Linked DNA regions of Homo sapiens: region 1 is linked to region 2. Evidence: read pairs that join two places in POLR2A ChIA-PET (ENCODE). Cell type or tissue: MCF 10A. All regions are shown on one strand. Links, peaks and the distances in the headings refer to the core of each region. The heading gives the core; the rest is flanking DNA. Region 1 has its middle 31 kb from the start of C10orf67. Region 2 overlaps C10orf67 (chromosome 10 open reading frame 67).

What was found. ChIA-PET counts read pairs that join two places held together with the same protein. Peaks named below come from ENCODE experiments on the same cell type or tissue, not always from the same donor. Only the 100,000 strongest peaks of a DNase experiment are listed, where the experiment ranks them.
Region 1: POLR2A ChIA-PET joins it to region 2 with 5 read pairs; 7 of 35 experiments call an interaction of 5 or more read pairs at or near these places.

What each region holds. Positions count from the first base shown.
Region 1 is chr10:23,374,078-23,377,002 of GRCh38, forward strand. No RefSeq gene overlaps it. Among named protein-coding and RNA genes, the nearest start is that of C10orf67, 31 kb to the left of the region's middle. In MCF 10A, for the core only: no CTCF peak of the experiment used is centred there; DNase peaks (open chromatin) are centred at 114 and 1,484.
Region 2 is chr10:23,319,791-23,322,715 of GRCh38, forward strand. It overlaps C10orf67 (chromosome 10 open reading frame 67), which reads right to left. Exons shown (of 16, transcript NM_001371909.1): 3 at 2,604-2,747; 4 at 951-1,025. Among named protein-coding and RNA genes, the nearest start is that of C10orf67-AS1, 23 kb to the right of the region's middle. In MCF 10A, for the core only: no CTCF peak of the experiment used is centred there; no DNase peak of the experiment used is centred there.

The sequences.
Region 1 (2,925 bases), core at 90-2,589, 54 kb after region 2:
AGCCCACTCCAAACCCCTTGAAAACCCTATCCCCAAACTCCTTGGGGAGATTGGTTTGAGGTTTCCTCTTGTCTCCTCATTTGGCAGCCCTACAATGAAACCTCTTTCTCTGATGCAACCTGGTGTCTCAGCACATTGCTTTGCACATTGGGCAACTGACCCATTATGTTACAGTTTTACCCTATTATAATGTGTTACAATTATATCTCCTTCTGCTGCTAAATCACACACTCTTTGAAAGCAAGGACTTCTGGGTATCCCTAACAGTTAGTACAGTGCTTAGCCATGCAGGGTAATTGTGATCACCCAACAGATTCTTCCTGCCTGCTGCACAGACAAAATCAATCCATTGAGCCCACAGCACTGCAGTAGAGAAAGAGTTTAATTGATGTGAGGCCAACCCATGCAGGAGAACTGGAGCTATCACCCAAATGAGTCTCCCCAAATGCTTGGGGGTTAGGGTTTTTATGGACAATTTGGTGGGAAGGGGCTGGGGAATGGGTGATACTGATTGGTTGGGCTGAGTCCACTTCTGGGTCAGGTCACAGGATCCATTGAGTCATGAGTCACAACCCCAGGTGGAGTCAGTGTGAAAGATAGCTCAAAAAAACCAATTCTAGCTTCTATGACAGTGACATTATCTACAGGAGCAATTGGGAAAGTCATCAATCTTGTGACCTCTAGCCACATGAACCCTGAGCAGTAAGGGATTGTAGAAACTATACCTATCCAGAGGCCAGTTTTGGTAGTTTGTGCCTGTAATCCCAGCACTTTGGGAGGCCAAGGCAGGCAGATCACCTGAGGTCAGGAGTTCGAGACCAGCCTGGCCAACATGGTGAAACCCTGTCTCTACTAAAAATACAAAAATTAGCTGGGCATGGTGGTATGTGCCTGTAGTTCCAGCTACTTGGGAGGCTGAGGCAGGATAATCACTTGAACCCTGGAGGCAGAGGGTGCAGTGAGCTGAGATCGCACCATTTACACTCCAGTCTGGGTGACAGAATGAGACTCCATCTCAAAATAAATAAATAAGTAAATAAATAAAAGAAACCATGCCTATCTTATTGGAATCCAGGCCCCTCTCTATAAGCCTAACATTGTAGCCTTTCATTAGTTTTACAAAGATGGCTTAGTTTTGGAAAGGGCTATCATCTTTGCTTTAACATTAAACCATAAACTAGATTCCTCCCAAAGTTAGTTTGGCCTACCCAGGAATGGCCAAGGACAGCTGGGAAGCCAGAAGCAAGATGGAATCAACTATGTCAGATTTCTTACTGTCTGTGACATTATGATATATATTGGATTTCACCCATGGTTCCTGGCTCATACATAACTCCTGTAGCCTCTGTTACAGCCTTTTGTTAGAATGTTGGGTGTGCTAGGCCTCAGAGGCAGGTCTCTGACCTTCTCCTGCCCTCCTTTCACTCTAATGTGTCATGTCCACCCCCGCAACCATCACCAACCCCCTCACCTGCCTTTCCAATTGTTTAAGACCCTCCCAGGAGAACATCCCACGCTATGCCCTGAGGGAAGGAATGCTGATGTCATGAAGCTTCCATAAAAATCCAAGAGGACAGGGTTCATTGAACTTCCAGATAGCTGAACAGTAGAGGTTTCTGGAGACCAGCACCCAGGGAGGGCATGGAAGCTCTGCGCCTGTTCCCCCTTACCTTTCCCTACACACGTCTTCATCTGTGTCCTTTGCAATATCCTTTATAATAAACCAGTAAACGTAGGTAAGTGTTTCTCTGAGTTCTGTGAGCTGCTCCCTCCAATTAATTAAACCCAAAGAGGGGGTTGTGGGAACCCCAACTTGAAGCTGGTTTGTCAGAAGTTCCAGAGGCCTGGACTTGTGACTTGTGTGTGTGGAAGGGCAGTCTTGGGAACTGAGCCCACCTGTGGGATCTGATGCTATCTCCAGGTAGATAATGTCAGAACTGAACTAGAGGAAACCCAGCTGGTGTCCACTGCTTGGTGTGTGGGGAATGCCCCTCCGACATTTGGTCACAGAAGTCTTCCCCTGTGTTGGTGATTATTCTGGTGTGAAAGTAGAGGAAAAACAGTTTGGGGAGAGTGTTTCCCTACACATTGTCATAATTTTGCAAAAGCAGTTTTATAATCACTAAATGCTTATTGAGTAAATGACTGATGTGAAACTTGTAAATATGACTTATTCTAGCTGATGGTCAAAATCCGCAGTGTTAGCAGTTAGTATGACGTCATACCTTCTGATACATCTTCTTTAATGCCACAGCTCCAATAGGGATAATATTGAAACACTCACAGCTTTGTGGGACTTTGCTTTTTCAGTTCCTCTCAGACCCAAGGGATGGAGCTGGGTTTCCCAGAAGCAAAACAACTGAAGAGGAACTTGTCTATTTGACCTTTTAGTTTGAGGCCTGCTCATATGACAAGCTCATGGCATAAAATAGGAATTTCCAACTATATAAGAAATACCAATGCTTTATCCAACTTGTTACATGAACACATACCCTTCCCCCACAGACACATACCCACATACACCACACACGCACACACACAGTGTCACATGTGCAGCATACACAGAAATGACTCCTCAATTTCTGAAAGGGGCAAGAGGCATTTGGCCTTCAGAAGGGAAGATAAAGGGGAAATCAAGTCTTATTAATTTAAAAGTTTTTGAGACGGTAAATAAGTATAGACAGGGGTAGAGAGACTGTATCTATTGTTCAAATCCCCAGGGCCTCTGGTAAGAAGATTTTAATAAGATCTATAAAGATCCCCTCAGCTCTAATGACTTACTATTGTAGGATTTCACCACAGAATGGTTTGTTTTGGAAAGCATTTAAAGAGCAGCCATGGAAAATAATCTAAAGCTTCAATTCTTGAGCTAAACAACTTTGATAGTGTTATAATTGATTTGGAAGACTAGGTATACCAGGAGCT
Region 2 (2,925 bases), core at 143-2,642:
AGGTCTCATTGGTTAGGGACCTGACTTTGCCTATGTCTGTGCTATAGCTGAAAAGGGAGCTGGAAGAGGAAGAATCTAGCACTTTGGCTTCTATAGTTGGAAGTGCCCCTGTCAGTAAAAAGCAGTGGGGAGAATGTGCAGTGGAGAGAATGACATTTGAGTAGGCGTCACCACTGTCTGCCACAGGTACAGGTGACCATTCATGCATTTAGCAATCAGCAGCTGGTTGTTAATTACGTACCAGTCACAGCGCTAAAGGCAGAACCACAGCAGAGAGTAACACACAGGAGATCCTTAAGGTTGACAGTCTGGCATGGAACGGAGATACTTCACAAGCAATTACATAATTAAATACAGATGTGTTGAGTGCTATGATAAGAAACTTGTAAACAGTGCCCAAAAAGAAGTATGCAAAAAATTTATTTATGGAAGTATATTGAAATGCGAAGTGAGAATATAGTTATAAATGCTAAACAAAGCACAGAGTCTTTGCTGAGTCTAAGAAAACCACTAAAGGCAGGAATTTTCCCATTGTGAAGGAAAATGAAGCATGTGTCTGGCAGATAGAAATGTCCCTGTCATTAGAAAAGTTAATCCACCAAGGGTCAGAGACCATTCACTGGAATTTACTACAGATTCTCTGAACTCTCTCTTAGGACCATCTGACCTTAGTCTATTCAGCTATGGCCTCACCAAATAAACTTTGGATTACTTTGGTACATGCCCAGGTGTCCTGAATACCAGATTAGAATTTTCCAGTTTCTGGAAAGCATTATAATGTGAGCATAAACAGTCCTAGGCCTGATCCCTCTAAGGTGACCTGAAAATCGAGGAAACAGGCCTTCAGAGCTGGAAACACAGACTGGGAAGCCAAGGTGATCCCCACTCCTTGCACACAGCAGCTGAAGCTAGCCTTGCCCACAACTACGGCACCAGAAACAGAAACTCACCTGGTACATTCCTTTGATAACAGCTATGGCATCAGCTAACTGCTGATTGAAGGATTTTCTCATCTTATCCTCATTCTGCAAACAAAAATAAATGCAATAAGCACCATAATGTATTTCCAAATATGACCCACACCTACTAGGGAGGGACTCATAGTAAAAAAACATCATCTGAATCATCACAATCTATTGAAAACTTCAGTTCATAATCATTTCTCCCACCCTGCAGCCGTTATGACACATTTTATTTTTACTTATACTCAACCAAAAGCAATAGAGAGATCATATAGATAAAATATATACAGATAATTTGAACACTTCATTTCATTTTTCACTTGAGTAAAGTCTTTCAGTGCCTTCCTAGAATTGCTTTTAAAAGTAGTAAAGTCTATTTGTGATGCCTATCTTCTTCTAGTCCTTGTACTTTTTGAATGGAATATGCTCATGAAAAGAAATCTATACAGCTAGTCTGCAAACTAGAGTTATTTTCCGATTAATCAAATGATTTGATTAGATCTGTTTAGATTAACAATAGAAGAGAGTGCATTAAAAATAATACCCATGATTCTCATATCAATTCTGATTTCAGCATGGAGTATAAACAAGAAATAGGCTTTATACTTTTCTAAAAAAAATTTGTTTTTTAATTTATTTTGTAGAGATGGGGTATTGCTTTGTTGCCCAGGCTGATCTCGAACTCCTGGGCTCAGACTATCCTCCTGTTTCAACCTCTCAAAGTGCTGGGATTATAGGCCTGAGCCATCGCCTCCCAGCCTCAAATAGGCTTTAGAGTCAGATGGTATTGAATTTAAATATCATTGCTCCCTTTAACTATCTGTCTGACCTTAAGCAAGTTACTTAACCTTGGCAAGCTGTTTCTTGATCTGTAAATCACGGACAATAGGATTTCCATTTTAACATTTTGAGAGATTTAAAGAGTAAATATATTTTAAGGGCTTAGCATGGTACTTAACATGGTGTGGTCAGCAAAAGATGGTTTTTGTTTGCTTGTTTTTATGGCACAGAAATAATAGTAATGTCCGTTTGTTTTGTTTTTTGGTTTTCTGAGACGGGGGTCTCGACTTGTCACCCAGGCTAGAGTGCAGTGGTGTGATCATAGCTCACTGAAGCCTTGAACTCCTGGGCTCAAGTGATTCCCCTGTCTCAGACTCCTAAGTAGCTGAGGACTACAGGCCTGCAACACCACATCTGGCTCATGCTTTTATTCTTCGTAAAGACAGGGTCTCACGATGTTGCCCAAGCTGGTCTTGAACTCCCAGCTTCAAGCCAGCATCCCACCCTGGCTTCCCAAAGTGGTAGGATTAGAGGCATGTGTGCTTGGCCTCTCCTGTTTTTTAACTGGTGACCTTGAACAAGTTAATTAGCCTTTCTGTGCCTCAGTTTTCTCATCTGTAAAAGAGGGAAAATAATTGTGCCTACTTCATAAGGTAAATGTGAGAATTAAATCAGTTCATATGCTAAGTACTTACACAAGTCCCTGACACATAGTGAAGCTCTGTGTATTAATTACCACATGAGACACAACTAATGCAAATTACACTGCCCTCACAAGTTACTAAATTCTAAACTGCACTGCATACACATCTAAGCACAGTATCAATCCACATAAAACAAAAGAAATAAGAGAACATTTACCTGTTGATAATGCTTTTCAATTTCTAGGATCCTGTCATGCAGAATGGTGAAGAGACTCAAAGATTCCTCTTTCAGTCGGTCCTCAAACTTCAACTGAAGCAATTGTTTGAGGAACCCAAAATCTACCTGGAGGGATTTCATCATCTAAAAATGGAAAATATTATCCTTAGCGAAGTAACACAGGAACAGAAAACCAAATACTGCATGTTGTCACTTGCTAAGTGGGAGCAAAATGATGAGAACTCATGTGCACAAAGAGGGGAGCAACACACACTGGGGCCTACTTACGGTGGTGAGCGGGAGGAGGGAGAGGATCAGGGAA